Linked DNA regions of Mus musculus: region 1 is linked to region 2. Evidence: chromatin loops called from intact Hi-C (ENCODE). Cell type or tissue: gastrocnemius. All regions are shown on one strand. Links, peaks and the distances in the headings refer to the core of each region. The heading gives the core; the rest is flanking DNA.

Region 1 (8,347 bases), core at 172-8,171, 940 kb before region 2:
TCCTGTTCTTACTTCCTTTGGTGATGAATAGCAATGTGGAAGTACAAGCTGAATAAACCATTTTTTTTTCCCAACTTGCTTCTTGGTCATGATGTTTTATGCAGAAATACAAACCCTGACTAAGATACACACACAGATAAACACATGCGCATATATATATATGTGTGTGTGTGTGTGTGTGTGTGTGTGTGTATAACATACAAACATAAATATATACATATTCCTCAACATATCAAGCTCAGTTTGTATCATGTTACTTGTATGTATTTTTTTAGGGCTGATTGTTTGGAATTGGATAACCAACTGGTGAATTCTTGGCTGCCTGAAGATCTTTTTATAGAGTTGAGGTTACCTAGTCTTTCCCCATGTCCATTTTTGTTGTCCTTGTTCAGCACATGTTTAGACAGTGATGTTAGTGACATTTTCTGGATATAGTTTCTAACTTTACTAGGGGATACAATCTCACCGAAAACATTCTGGCCTTTTTGCTCTTTCAATCTTTCTAACCCTTCTGCAATGTTTTCAGAGCCTTAGGTGAGAGTGTTTTTTATAGATGTATCTGTGGGGACTGTGTTCAACAACTCTATGTTTGATTGGCTGCAGTTTTTCTGTAATTGTGTTTGTTTCAAAGATCAATTTTTCTCATGAATAATGAGGACTACATTTATGGGTCTAAAGGCAGATAATTAGAATGTAGACAGGAATTATGTTGGCTTACTAAAGTGGCAACTGTAGGTTCTTCTTTGAGATCTATGACCTCAGAATACCTGGTTAGCTGGTAGGTTTCCAGTGTCACGCATGCATTCCCTCTTATTGGACTGATTCTCAGTTTCTGGATTGTGTTTCCCATGATCCTTCTGTCTGAGTTTTCCTGGGCAGTTCTTGAGCATTTATTCTCCTTAATTTCTCTCTCTTTAATTTCATTGAGTTGTTTTTTTCTTGTTTTCTTTAGTTCTTTACTTTAGTTAATTCTTTAATGATGTTCATATTTTTTTCTATTAAATTCTGTGTCCTCAGTCTCATATAGACAATTCTCATTGGCAAACATTTTTATGGGATATGTTGACTTTAGAGAGAAGATACTTGATTTTATTCTTTTATATTGATCATATTTTTACAATGAGATCTGTGGACTTCCTTAGTTCTAATCTTAGATGCAGGGACTATGTCAGAATAGAAGCAAGTTTATACAGGGGCTTTAGGCACAAAGGTTGCATATGGATTGTGACAAATGAAGTCAGGATGTGCCTCTTGTACATCTGGCATGTAGAGATGTCTCTGAAAATTGGTGGAAAGGTTGGATGATGAAGAAGGTGCCTATGAGCTGTGGGGTAGGCAGGGTGAATTCCGTTGGGAGCCTAGAGATTGGTTATGGAATAGGCCAGGGGTGGTGTTGGATGGCATACGTGGTCAGGAAAATGGATGTGAGATCCGGCTAGATCTAGGGGTTGGGAAGGCTGCGTGGATGGGCAGCATCAGGGAGCCTGACTCTTAAACCCTGGAGAAGGGAGCAGGTGATAGAACTAAATGGAGATTGGATCAATAAATAAACCTTAATGAAAGTTTTGTATAATGAAAAAGACTCTAGAAATGTAAAGTTGCCACAGACAATATGCTCACAAGCAAAAAGTAGATTAATTAGCCAGAGCTTTAGAGAAAATCATAGAAAAAAGTTACTATTAGTAGCTATGAGGACATTGTGTGCAATTTAAATATATTTGCATATTTATAGATGTTATAAACTGTTTATGTCCTGGAAAGCACTTAAATGTAGACTTTAAAATAATAAATTTCCTGATACATTCTTCCATAAATAAAATAGAGCAGAATATCAAATTATTTTAAAATTTATTTTGCAATACTGGTGTCTTTTATTTTTCACTTATAGTTTGTTATTGGATGAATTTATTTACCAATGAAAAAATAATCCTGGTGGTTTTTTTTTAATTAAACTTGCATTAAACCTAAAAATGGTTAAAATGGTAAAGACTCTTTAAAAAACCTTAAAATAAAATCTTAAAAAAAAACCCTTGTAAATCTATAATTCTGAAGACTGTATGTTACTGAGATAGAGGTCAGCTTGTAGATCAGAAATGGGGAAGAGGGAAATGAGGGAGGAGTGTGGAGGGAGAATCAACCTAAATGGCATACTTACAAAGTCCCCATATGTGATCCTATTCCCTTGTAAGCTAATTTTAAAAAGAAAAATAAGATATGAAAAATGACTGAGACAAAGTAATAAGCTTGTGAAACAGAAACAGAGCTTTACTTGTACAACCACTCTGGAAATCAGTCTGGCGGTTCCTCAGAAAATTGGACATAGTACTACCGGAGGATCCCGCAATACCTCTCCTGGGAATATATCCAGAAGATGTCCCAACCGGTAAGAAGAACACATGCTCCACTATGTTCATAGCAGCCTTGTTTATAATAGCCAGAAGCTGGAAAGAACCCAGATGCCCCTCAACAGAGGAATGGATACAGAAAATGTGGTACATTTACACAATGGAGTACTACTCAGCTATTTAAAAAAATGAATTTATGAAATTCCTAGGCAAATGGATGGACCTGGAGGGTATCATCCTGAGTGAAGTAACCCAATCACAAAGGAACTCACACAATATGTACTCACTGATAAGTGGATATTAGCCCAGAAACTTAGGATACCCAAGATATAAGATACAACTTGCCAAACAAATGAAATTCAAGAAGAACGAAGACCAAAGTGTGGACACTTTACCCTTTCTTAGAAATGGGAACAAAACACCCATGGAAGGAGTTACAGAGACAAAATTTGGAGCTGTGACGAAAGGATGGACCATCTAGTGATTGCCATATGCAGGGATCCATCCCATAATCAGCTTCCAAACGCTGACACCATTGCATACACTAGCAAGATTTTGCTGAAAGGACCCAGATATAGCTCTCTCTTGTGAGACTATGCCGGGGTCTAGCAAACACAGAAGTGGATGATCACAGTCAGCTATTGGATGGGTCCCACGGCCCCCAATGGAGGAGCTAGAGAAATTACCCAAGGAGCTAAAGGGAACTGCAACCCTATAGGTGGAACAACAATATGAACTAACCAGTACCCGGGAGCTCTTGTCTTTAGCTGCATATGTATCAAAAGATGGCCTAGTCGGCCACCACTGCAAATAGAGGCCCATTGGACTTGCAAACTTTATATGCCCCAGTACAGGGGAACGCCAGGGCCAAAAAGGGGGAGTGGGTGGGTAGGGGATTGGGGGGGTGGGTATGGGGGACCTTTGGGATAGCATTGAAAATGTAAACGAGGAAAATACCTAATTATAAAAAAAAGAAACAGAGCTTTAGCACTTAAGGCTAAACACTGACATTTCTAGACACAGGACATCACTTACGCAAGAGAGAACAACATTCGTTTCTTATGTTCTTAACAAAACCCACCAGTTACACATTACACACTCATCCATTAGAAAGATGATGATTTAGCAGGGTTCTAGATGCTCACTCATGTGTGTGGTGGTGAAGATGTTTCTGCAAAAGTCACTTCACTTTACCCACAGTGCCAGTTGTTACATTTCAGCAATTTTTATGTACTTTCCACAAGACTTTGTATTTCCCTTTCAGCAATCCTTCTACTTTGAGATACCTTTTCTTCTGGGTTTTTGTATGGACATCTTAAGAACACATAACACAAGTATCTTTATTTAAGAATGTGAGATCAGTCTGTGTTCAGCACAGTATTATTGTGGGCTTTTATTCATAAATTGCTCTTAAAGCATATAGAAAGAGAACAGAACAAAAAAGTATGGTAAGAATTTTTTGAGAATATTTTTCCTAAGATTGTGTGTGTGTATATGTGTGTGTGTCTGTGCATGTGTATACACATACACACACACACACACACACACACACACACACACACACACATATATATATATATATATATATATATATATATATATATATTTGTGCTTGATATATATGTATTACTCATTAAATGTATTCATTAAAGTTGATGTAATGCTCCTTCACGGTTATTGTTTTTAAAGCTGTCCTCTTTTGAATAGCTTGAAGGTCCTTCAGGAATTGCAAGCTCTGTTGTGAAACAGAATGTTCATATCGTCCTGTTACTCTTTGGCTCTGCTAGTTCGCTGATTAAAATAGGCTCACGCGCAGGACGCTAATCTCTGTTTATAGAAAATAGCAAACAGATGGAGAAGCAATGATGAGTAAAAATAGACCCTTTCCTCCAGCAGATCTTTTAACACATAGATGTCAAGAAAGCCAAGAAGTCAGTGAAACCTAGTCTGGTGTTCCCTACACTACCCTGAAGTGACAAATCGCATAATGACAGGGATCCGTTTGCTCCTGAGGCAACAGCTAAGCGGGACTTCCAGTACTTTCTATTATAGGTGGCTTTTTCATTGCAACCTCCATTTACTTGGCAGGGCCTCTGGAATCTCTGACTGGAACTCTGAATGAACACTCCTCTTGTTTGAATCCTGCTGATCCCCCAACTGTAACTGGATCAGCTGACATCACCAGTGTGCTGAGCCCTGTGAAATGTCTCTGTAATTGGACTCCACTCTTGAGTCAGAGCTTGGTAAACCCTGGAGAGGCGCTGTGGTCCGCGTGCTCAGCATGACTCATGCCTCTAGTGCCTGGAGACTGTTGCTATGTGAGACTTCCTGTTAAGTGTTTACTTCTTACAGTGGGTTTGTCCTGTCCCAAGAGCTATTTGGATTTGGTATGCGGGGTGGGGTGGGGTGGAGTGGGGTGGAGTGGAGTGGGGGCAGGGGCAACTAGGGCAAAGGATTTGCCTTTTTCTTCTGAAAACAAGGATCCTGGGAGAGTCAGCTCTGAGTTAACTTCCTTAAATGGTCTGGCAGCTCATGTTTACAGGAAGAGGAAAATCTGGGAAATGCTGATAGAAGTCATAAATGCAAGGAGGGAAAAATAGCATAGTTGAGGTCATATGCAGGTGCCTGAGGGTTATTTTTTTTTAATGCCTATTTGTGTCATTCTTATGCCAAACATGCTTTAAATTATTCAAAATGGTTTTATTTAGACTGCTTTTAAAATTAAATAAACATTTTAAAGTTTTCAGTCAAAACTCTTCTGTGACAAATTAAGGAACATTGAAGAAAAGGCATAGAGACAACCTACCAGGTAGCACTTTACAATTGTGAAATCATTTTCTTTTCTGAATGATAGGTAGCTATAAGACACGGTGGCGGTTGAATAAACATTTAATCAAAACCAATATACGTTTATGTGAACATGTGTTTCTACACGTGGTTTTATAGATAGAAGTGGAGACTGGATAGAAGGCCAGTATATTACAAGGAAATGGGATTTGATTCTTCAACAGTGCTCAGATCATTCAGGCGTATGAATATACTGGATTGTGATGCAACCTTGGTAATAGGGAGTTCAAGCCAACTCTATTCTCAGAGTCATATGAATTCAGCTTAGTTCACATTGCCAAGGCACACTGGCAACTGCAGCTGACACAAGAGATAATCCATGTGTCAGCCAAGAACAGATAAAGAAGAGTATGAGATTCTTGGAGCTAACTCAGGCTGGGAACAGGAGAGGTGTTCATTGCTGTTCTGTAAACAGCAAAGACAGGAGCAGAATAAGGAGAATGTCATGTTGAACCTGTGAGTCACAAGACCAGAACTAAAACAAAGCCCTCGGGGGCCATATACACCCCAAGAAGCCAAAGGGGTGCTTTGGAGAAAGTCTAACTTCATTGTGCTTATAGAGTAGAGTGGTTAATGGAGCCAGCATTATGAACCTGCATATACAGCTCTTTCTTGTTCCTTCTCAAGAACAGTAGCTTTTCAGAAAGTTGAAGGAAAAAAAATAGCAAGTATTGGAAGAAGGTGTTACAGTAACTAGTACTGTATGTTTACTTTGCCTAGAAAGGATCTCATGCCATCCAGGCTGGCCTATTGAGGTTGGTCTTCACCTTTTAATCCTCTATGTGCTATTTCTCTTTTGTGAGGATTAGAGACATGATACCACCTTGCACCATTTAACGTATGTTGGGCATTGAACCCAATTGTAGAAATAATATTTCAGTATTCACAGAGCCAGAGAGGGCAATCCTCAGATTATGGGTTTTAAATGCAACCACTTGTATCATCATTAATACATACATCATAGAGTGGCTTTCTGTATGCATTTATATCTGAAAGACAACTTCAGTTAATTAAAAGGAACTTTGCCCTTCCTTTGTCTTTGACTGTTTTGGTCACATACTATCATTTCATCAGGAATAAAATAGCCTAATTCTTGTTTTGAATGAGAAAACGTACCTTGGTGGCTTTAATATGACTTTTGCTTATTAAATCATTTATTTTCTTATGTCATTAATTTGTAAGATTCAGCTCTTAGACTATGTTCAGCAAGTTCCATGCATGATCCATGGTGCATATGTTCTCATCTGCTGACAGACCTAACCAGAGGAGGGGACCCTGATTCCCATTGGTCAACTAGGATTCCAGAGAAAGTAAGAGGGAGACAAGCAATAAGAAAAAAAACAACAGCAGAATGGATAAAGTGAAGGAGAGAAGAAAGGGGAGAGAACAGAAGAAGTGAAGATTCAGGCAAGGAAATCAGAAGATGGGACTAAAAGAGTAGAGGGGAAAGGAGAAGGTGGACCACGGTCATACAAAAGTCTACACAGGTTCAGGCAGACCTTTACTGATGACTTTAGATACTTGTGAACTATAGAGACTATGATCATAGTTGTTGTTCTCCTTGTACTTGTGGTTCTAGTTCTTGTTGTTCTTGTTCTTGTTTTCCTCCTTCTCTTCCTCTTCCTCCCCCCTGCTCCTGCTCCTTTTTCTGTTTCACCTTTATGTGTATAGGCTAATTCTCCATATTCTCTTGTGTAGTTTGTGGTCAGTGAAGTTGATTTATCTTGCTGAACTGCTCAGGCTTTGAGAAGTGTGGCATCTCAGTGGAGACTATTCAAAGACTCAAGTAAACCGTGGGAGACAGACATCTTATTCCCTCTAGAATATATGCAATAATTTTGGTCCTTAGGAGACACAGATCCAGTGATCAAAAACCGCACTTTGATATACACATAAAGTTTTAGAGCTTTACCTCTTGGGGTGGTGTTGTCTTCACATATTTGCTGCCTCTGGTCATTTCTTTTTCTTACATAGAAGAAAGCACTGATGCCCTACTTCGATTCTCTCCATCTGGTAAGTCTTTACAGGTTGTCCCTGTTATTCCAGCTACTCACCAATGCTCAGAGTGAGCAGCAGTGCCTTCCTAGAGGTGATACAGTTAATGGGAGTCACTTGAGACCCTTCTGCTGTTAGCCCTCCTCCTTTAACTTCAGAAAGCCCTTCCATCCTGTCATCCTGAATGTATCAGGTTTTATTAGGCACACCTATTCTAAAAAGCAAAATCAGCTGACTCTGGTGGCCAGGTTATAAAAGTCAAACTCTATATCCAAAGCTGCTATTCTAGCACATGCTAGAATATTCTAGTACATTCTCTTATTCTTGGCCAGGAAAAAAAAAGCCACAATTTTTCTGTCTCTTAGAACTTGATTATCTCAATTGATATGACTGAGTATAAACAGATTGTTAGTTAATCCATAATAAATGGTGCATTAAAGATATTATCACTCTTTAGATTGAATATCTATTCTGGGCGCACTGTACAAGAATCTAATCAAAGGCAGCACTGGTGACTCTTCCAGTTAAACTGTGCCCAGTATTGACATTTCCGCCATGTACTTGGTTAAAACTTAATTGTCCGTGAAAGGAAAGGAAACTAAAAGTCAACCCGTTACTGGAATTCAGGAGGAGTGAGATGTTTTGATGCCAGATGCCTACATTAAGCTTTTTGCATTTTATTATGTTTTTCTATTTTGCATAATATATCTCATTTGATTCTTGAGATTTATTTATTTATTTTCAGGAAATTATAGCATAATTCCATGGCAAAGCAAAGACAACCTCATGTCTGTCTGAGAAAAGGTTCAGGAAACCCTGTCTGTAGCTCCAAATATTCTGAGAATTGTATATACCTGATACCGGGCAAAGAGTACCTCACAAGGCTATATTTGAAAATTACACATTTCTAGTCATTCCATAAGCCAACATATTTCTGAATCACTTCTCAGATTGGTGACCTAATTTTTAAAACAATTATCATAGGGTTTCAAACCAGATTTAAGACTTTGAAGGGAAAGAAACTGAAAGGCTACATTTTATGTCAGTGTATGAATGTCTAACTCAAGACATAAGGAAGCCTTCATCAGAAGAGTGACGCTTGACAAGGACCTATATACTGTATTTACTGTTGGGGAAAATGGAAAGATTATATTAGTTTC
Region 2 (8,347 bases), core at 179-8,178:
GGCCTTTTCAAAGTCAATATTAGAAAAGAAGTCGGCATGAGTTAATCACATTGTCTCTTTTATTTAACTTGTATTTGATGTATGAAATCTCTCCAGATGAATGGTAACATTTTGTTTTATTAGAGATTAGCTTCCACCACTGTTTTCAGAGAACTTTCAGGCTGGATTCTTTCCACAGGAACTAGCTTTTAAATCAGCCCCAGAGACTTCAGACTCTGAGGAGCTCAGCAAAGGGCATGTGAAGCATTTGTTTGTTGCTGCCTGAATCAGACATCCCCTTTTGAAGTCTTTCTGTTATTGGACAGAAGCAGCAGCCACCCCAGCACCTCCACAGCTGGTTCCAACGGGGCAGAATCATACACTAGAAACAGCAGAGGAATGGAAAGATTGTTCCTTGTTATAAAACCAATCAAGCCCCTTCCCGGTGACAGCAGCATCTTTGGACTTTGAGGACATTCTATCAAACACTCATCCATCTTGATAAATTTTCTAGCAGTCTTCATACTCCACTGAGGTTAAAGTAGACCAGGATGGCTTCAAAGTTACAATTCTGCTGGATCAGTCCCTCTGGTGCTAGGGTTATAGAATTATAATAGTAACACACCCTACTCTAAAAGATATATGCAAGTTTTTGAGATATACTTAATAAAAATTATGCAGTCAAGATAAACAATATGATACATATATATATATATATGTATATATATATATATATATATGTATATATATATATATATGAAAAGATTACCACAATCCAGCCAATTAGTACATCTATTCTTTTATAGTATTAACTTTGTGCATGTGTGTGTAGAACAAGAACACATAAAATCCAGCCTTTTAGCAAACTTCAAGGACATCATATACTATCTCTTAAATTTTTGTTAATAGTAGTGCATAGCACATTTGTGAGTGTGGACATGCACGTGGAAGTGGGAGGACAACTTTTGAGACTATGTTCTCTGCTCCCACTGGGGGATGTGGAATCCAGATTGAACTAACATCATCAGGCTTGTACAACAAGTACTTTACCCACTGAGCCTTCTTGCTGGCTCCCATGCCACTATTATTAACCAGAGTCAGTATCTCAAACATTATTTCTCTGCAACATACTCATCCTATAATTGAAGTGTCTACCTCTGACCAACATCTCTCCACCATCCACCCCCAGATCCTACCAGTCACTGAGTCCTGGGCACTGCACACTTTGTTTCCATAATGACAGCTGTTCTAGGTGTCTGGGCACTCATTCAGTGTTTGTCTGCTAGGTTGCCACTTTGCCAATGCTCAGTTCTAATTGTTCTTCATTCCAGAACTTCTGGGAACATGTCCTATAATATATCCCTATATTATATAAACCGTAAGCATTCAAGTAGAAAGATTGTCTATCAGTCTGTGCAGAATGAACAGTGTCATGCCTCTCACAGCTCTCTCTGTTCCTCAGCTGTTTGAACTCACGGGCAGGGCAGTTAAGGTTACTTCCATGACTCTCTGCAAGAAAGGGCAGTTGAGCCTCCAAAAGTTAGCCCCTTTCTGTTTCGTTTTTCTTATACTGTGCCATATTTAACAACAAAGTAGACTGCCCCCACATTCTCACACAGGACGCCTGGAGTCTGTTCTGCAGATTATGAGTAAGGCTTCAATTTGAACAAGAAGGGTCACCGCATTGGACAGCAGGCATCTTTCAATGAATGTGATGACTGATTGGTTGAAATTGAAAGGCAAAAGCTGATCCTGTTTTTCTCCATGTAAAAATCCCCAGGTGGTAAAGAATAAAATGGCCAGGATTTTTTTTTCCTAGGCAGATTAACTGAAGCCTACAGACTTATGGTAATAACTGTAAGTGCAGATGAAGCTGTGGGGAAGAGGAGTCTGAATTTTGGTGGTTGGTGGAGCCTAAGGTAGAGGCAATTGCTTGCTCAGGGTATAGAGGCTAGGCAGCCTAAGAAACCCTCTCCCGCTGCTGGAAAGCTCAGAAGAGTGAGCCAGTGCCTCTTTACAAATGAGGCTGGAGACAACATCGAAGTACACACTTCCCAGTATCTGGGATCTAGGACCAGAAATTAAAACCCAATCACAGCACCCAGGAACAGGAAAAGAAACAGAACACTGGGTTAAAAGCATGACCAAAACACATGGCCAACATCTGGACTAAAACACAGACCAGAAACAAGACCAGGACACAGGACAATGAGCTGAACTAAGATTTAGTGCCAAGGGTAGGACCAAAACACAGAGCCAGGATCTTGACTAAGACACAGGGCCAGCAGAAACTAGACCAGGACAAGAAGCCAGTAACAGGACCTGGACTCATGGCTAGTCAAAGAACCAGGATTGAGAATCAGCCAGGTCATTGGACTGGGACATAGGACCAGGCCCCCCAAACCAGTTTTGGTTACAGAACCAGGTCATGGTAACCAGAACCAGAACCACCAGCAACTCAGGAGCTATGAATCAGGTCACGGGACTTAGAATCCAGGAAAGACTCAGAGATGAAGACTTTAAAGAGAAGTAGATGTCCCTGCTCAATTTTGGAGGCCAATTAGACGCCTGGGTCTCACTCCAAGGAAATAAACTACTTATACAGAATCATAAATAAGGCTCTGAGGCAGTGAAGCAATCAGTGTGTAGAGTACTTCCCTCAAGCGTGAAGACCTGAATTAGATATCCAGAACTTACATAAAAATCTCTCATGGAGGCTGCTGTTCTAGGTAGGTAGAGACAGGAGGCTCCCTGGGGCTTTCTTGCCAGACAGTCTGCTTCCAGGTCCAATGAGAGACCTGTCTCTATAAAATAAGGGGAAAGTGACGAGGGAACACAACCTCATAGATTTCTAATCTCTACATGCTCACATAGGCACATGTACAGGCACAAATTTGTGCATACCTCCAAACATGCACACAAACACATACACACATACCACACACACACACACACACACACACACACACACATACACATACACACACACACACACACACACACACACACACACACACACACACTAAATAGAATCCTAACAAAGTAGGAGGTGCCTCATAGTATTGCAACTGAATATGGCACCTTTGGTTGATATCCCTGGGAGGCCTGCCCTCTTCGGAAGGGAAATGGAGAAGTAGATCTGGAGAAGGGAAAGGAGGGAAGACTGGGTGGAAGGGGGAAATAAATGAGATATATGAGAGAATAGTACTACTAGTAGCAGTAATAGTAATAATAAAAATAATAAAGAACATATTTTTCTTTGCGTTTTATAAACAACATACAGAATACATCATACTCAAAAAATGTAGGCATGGATGGGTATCTCTGAATTTATTTTAAAAGGGCCTATTGATTCTTTCTTAAGCACTCTGGCCAGTCCTTATCAACATAACACAGCATCTCAAGGCTAAGGCTCTTATCTCTACTCCTGGTTAGAGTTTACATTCAAAACCAAACCCAACCAACCAACCAACCAAACAAACAAACAACAACAAACCACTGGGCAACATAAAAGCTGGTACTTTGAATTTATCACTGGGCTTCTCTGAATCAGTGGCAAAGGAAACCAATAAAATGCCTAAGTGGGGTTAATGGGATCTTAGCAGACAAACCCATCATTTGTGTATTCTCCATGCTACAGTGGGTTGGAGAGAGCACTTCATAGTTGGCTGACTCCCCACTTCTGTTCCTGTTAGAATTTTGGTCTTAGAGTAAACTTACACCCATTCCTTAGTGCCCTGGTTCAGGTTGTCTTGGCCTTTTTATTACGGGTCGTGTTTACCAAAGGTTTACAACTTGGCTGTAAACACCAGTTGGCACCAAAACCGGAAAGTTGGCATGAGGAGGTTTGGCATAAACATTGCCCGGAAGCACTTTTTTCTCTCTCTCTAAATCTGAGAAAAACAGGCTAGGGTCATTTTCAAGTTATTTATGTTATTCATGCATAAATAAAAGCGAAGCCTGACAGCATCAAACAGTTGTTGGCTTTTGCAGGCCTCAAAAATAGATTTTATCCAAGAAAAGTAACATTTGGTAAACAAATACTCAGTGACAGGCTGTTAAAAAAAATAAAGGGAGGGGGAAAAGGTGTCATGGGATGGATTAAATAGTAAGAGAAGAGAGAAGGTTTCAAGAACCATTTTTTATGTCAGAGAACAGAGTCAAGAAAGTTATTGTTAAACGGAGAAATTTCTACAGACTCAAAATTATAAATAAGCACAATGTAAGCTTTCAAGTAGATTTTATTAAGATCCAGAGGGCACATCATCCAAGCATACAAAGTAAACAATATAGAATGATCTCAGGGGATAGAAATAAATGATTTTTAAGTATGCATTCTAAAAGCAATGGAATGTTTAAAGCATTTTAAAACTCAAGGAGAGAGGGAGAGGAGTGAGTAATGAATTAACACATGCTGATGTTAAAAGTCTTTTAAAAGAGTTAGTTGTCAGTGTTCAAAGTCTCCTCTTGTCTTCCTTTTATTAAATTGTTTAGAAATGCAATTTGTAAACTATAAACTTCGGCAGCTTGTAGCTGTATGCTAAAGAGAGAAAGTGATGGTGTCAACTGTTCCCTAAAGATCGTCTTTCTGGCAAACTTAAAAGTCAGCCTTGACGTCAAGTGACCCTGGACAAGAGTCTGCATTGAGTTCTGCGAAGTGTGGGCAGAAAGGACTTTCACTCTGGAAACCCTACCAGGGAGGAAGGACTGAAGAAACCGTTTAGGGAAAAAGAAAAGCAAGCCAAGTCAAACAGAAAGTAAAAATAAGTCAGTGGGGAAAGAATGTCAACTGCAGAAGAACGTAGCCTGTCTGCTGCAGCTCGCGTTCTGGAACACGTGTTCTTTCGGCAAGGAAGCGTTTTCCTCAGCTTGTTTTGGTTGCTCTTCGCAAGTGAGGTTGGAGCTATTGTTACGGCTCAAGTCAGGGACAGTTACATCTGGTGGCCAAAGCTGTATACTACCCATTACAGAAGGTAACTTTAGACACACTGGGCAGAGAAACAGAATAGTGCCATTCCATAATAGAATTAACCCTATGAACAGCCCGTAGACATAAGCCAAGACATCCGATCCGTATATTTCAATGCCAATTCAAGATGAAAAACGTTTCCGGGACTCATTTCAAATGTTTGCCTCCCTGGAACTACCTAGGTCAACTTCATCTACAACTACATCTAGAATATGATAAATGTTCCTGATGTGTGCTGCTTCAGATAGAGTCTATAAATCAGTTTACTTACCCTACTATCAAAGCTGTTGCCAGGACAATGTTGTGGCTCTGAGGAGACCAAATCACATGACCTGAAGATAAGTGTTTACATCACAGAGCCACAGAGTGCCATGGCAGACACTGAAAAGCACAAATATACACACAGGATAATCCCTTGGAGACTGTTATTGTCTGTGAAGGAAAAGCCCTAGAGAATGTGGTCTGGACACCAGAGACCAGAGAATAAACATGCTCATCAGATAACATGCTTCTTGGAAAGGGACCTAGGCAGCCTTCAGTATTCTCAGAATTGGCAATTAGTTCTTATTATATTTGAAAGACACATATTTCACCTCAACTGATTAGTCATGTGGCTTCTTCGAGGACCTGAAATGGATTTTTTTGAATTCTCAATTCCTGATATTGAGAATTCCTATGCCTGATATTTACCAGAGCTTCAGCAAGCATCTGTCGAATTAACAGTCAGCATGAGATGCTATGATAAGACATCCGTTGTCACACACTGATGCTTTGTTATTTTAACTGTCTATGCACTAAGACAGGGGTCCTAGATTTGGCTTTGTTTAAAGCTTTTGTTGGTTTATTTGGTGATTTGTTTTTTATTATTTTAAAGGAGTCTTACATGGCCCTTTGAACTTGGTAGTCTAGGATCACTTGAACTTCTTATTCATCCAACTTCTAGAATCAGCACTGTGAAATGCTTGGCTTTCTAGTCCTAGGGTTTGAACTCAGGACTTTATGCGTGCTAGGCAAGTACTCTGCCAACTGAGATATGTTCACTGCCTCTTGGCCTTCATTTTTGGTGGACTTTGAAGAAGTGGTTAGAGGCTAAAAGAAAACTTACACCAATCATAAATAAATAAGTTGTTTTTAAATGCTCTTTTGTTGTATCATTTCCACACAGATCAATATGAACAGGTAAATATGAATGTACACCAATAGATAATAAGTAGAAAACTGACAAATGATAGACCAATTGATCAACATATGTTGATAGATGTGATTATAGATCTATTGATTAATCAATAGATAAGAGTTGACATTAATACATAATAAAATGATTAGTAAATAGATGAGAAACAATAGATGATCAAATAGATAAATAGATGTGTAATAGAAAGAGAGAGAGATGGTAAATAGGTGACACATAGAGAGTAAAGAGACGGCAGATAATGGATGTTTGATAGACAGGTAGATGATAGATAATAGGCAGATAGATAATAGACAGACAGACAGACAATCAGACAGACAAATGCATAAATAGTCCTCAATATGCTCAATGAAGAAATGTTTAGAAAGCATGATCAGACAACACTAATAATTTGACAACTGCTAGGGCAATGTGTTTCCCAGCTAAGCATTTTAAACCCACAAATAATTTTGTCTGTCTCTATGCTGATATGGTAGGGGTATGCATTTGAAAATGAACTCTAGGAATGTAAAATTGAGCAAACGTGATTTAGGGTCTGCAGAACAACAAAGGCTAGAGCATGGCATCTGGAAGTAGCCTACGAGATACAGGCTGTGACTTGTTCGCCAAAGCTATGGGTCTGCAAGCACATGGCTGACTCTGGTACCTATATTTATATTCTCTGTATGTAACTCCAGAGCACAGGAACTACAGAGAATTTGACTGGCCCCAGATCAAAGATACAAAGAGATGATTTAACACTTTTCTTAGTGGTTCTTCAGTGTTACACAGCAAGTCTTGGGAAATGAAAGAGAAAGTTCTCTACATTGTAAATATTGGGACAAACTTGAAAATGAAGTGAAGTTGCATAGAGAAAGAGCTTAGATTTGGGAATCTGAGAAGCCTGGGTTCAGTGTTCTACATGTGCAAGACATCACTTTGAACAAATTATACAATCCATGTAAACCTTCAAAATCTCAGATGTCAAATGGGGTTCTTTGTACCAAGTCCTAGACAATTCACAGAATGCCGTAGCCTAAAAACTTGCCATGAGTCCCCCTATGTTTTACACCTCCTATCCATTCCATCATTAAATGTGGCAGATTCGACTTTCCAATATATGTGGACTCTGCATTACACAACACTCCTTGATCTTCCAACAGTTGTCTCTTCCTGGACTGTGTTCCTAGCCCCTCCCCCTACTTCCTCATTTGCTTCTCCACAATACCAATGTGAGTACTGAGATCATATTGTGTGTGTGTGTGTGTGTGTGTGTGTTCACATTTGTGTGAGGGTGTTGTACCTCATGTGTGCACATGAAAAGGCCACGGTCAATGCTCAGTATCTTCTTTTATCACACTCAACCTTAGTGGGTGAGACAGCCTTCTCACTATGCATGGAGCTTGACATTTTACCTAGAATGACTGGCTCAATTGAACGCCCCCAAGGTCTTCTGTTACCTCTCTCTCCTCACCAAGCTTCAGGGCTACAGATCTATGCTTCAATACTCTGCTTTTACAAGGGTCCTGGTGACCAAACACAAGTTCTCACACTTATACAGCACACGTTCTCTTCACAGAACCGCCTTAGTATGTTCTTAAACTCACAGGAAATGCTGGTGACTTTTTTGTTCTGTAAGAGAGCAGAGGCCCACAGAAGTTTCTGGAACATTACCTTTGCAGGCAGGTGAGACTCTCTTAGCTTTTGTCTATAGGCCAGTGCTGAGGTCTATGAAACTGCTGGAAACCATTTGACCTGGGATCTTGCAATTTCAAAATAATCTTATCCTTCTGCTGTAAATGACAATAGCATGCTAGCTGAGGCAGAAGAGAGATGGGGAGTAAAGGATGAGCTGTTGAATTCAACAGTAGCTCCAATGTAAGGCTTAGAACATTGTAAGGCAGAGACCAGAACAAACCAATGGCAGTGATTTGTGAATAGTTTCAGCAAGGCTCCAGCGAGGCCATATTTTCACAGCTTTATAAATTACTTTCTTCCTTTTGGAAAAAAGCATTAATGATGTAAAGAGGTCACTTAAATTTTATTGCATTTTAGGTGGAAATTATATATTACAATTGAATTTGCAAAGTTGGGTATTTTCAAAGGTCATAGAATGCATGCCTCACAGATGTGAGGGAGCATTATGAAGCAGGTGTTTTATTGGCTGTCTGAAGGATGAATTTTCGTCTATTCTCTACTTTTGATTTAATTCTCAGACTTCATATGTA

Evidence for each region. A loop is a pair of places that touch in the nucleus more often than their neighbours do. Peaks named below come from ENCODE experiments on the same cell type or tissue, not always from the same donor. Only the 100,000 strongest peaks of a DNase experiment are listed, where the experiment ranks them.
Region 1: it touches region 2 in a loop (18-fold over the local background); 3 of 42 quality-filtered maps call a loop at or near these places.

What each region holds. Positions count from the first base shown.
Region 1 is chr13:4,767,034-4,775,380 of GRCm38, forward strand. No RefSeq gene overlaps it. Among named protein-coding and RNA genes, the nearest start is that of Gm40658, 45 kb to the left of the region's middle. In gastrocnemius, for the core only: a CTCF peak has its summit at 4,594; DNase peaks (open chromatin) are centred at 4,188, 4,566 and 5,485; H3K4me3 peaks cover 988 bases; H3K27ac peaks cover 4,763 bases.
Region 2 is chr13:5,709,635-5,717,981 of GRCm38, forward strand. The region is part of intron 1 of Gm35330 (a long non-coding RNA gene); the gene reads right to left. Among named protein-coding and RNA genes, the nearest start is that of Gm35330, 11 kb to the right of the region's middle. In gastrocnemius, for the core only: no CTCF peak of the experiment used is centred there; a DNase peak (open chromatin) is centred at 3,788; H3K4me3 peaks cover 1,658 bases; H3K27ac peaks cover 5,170 bases.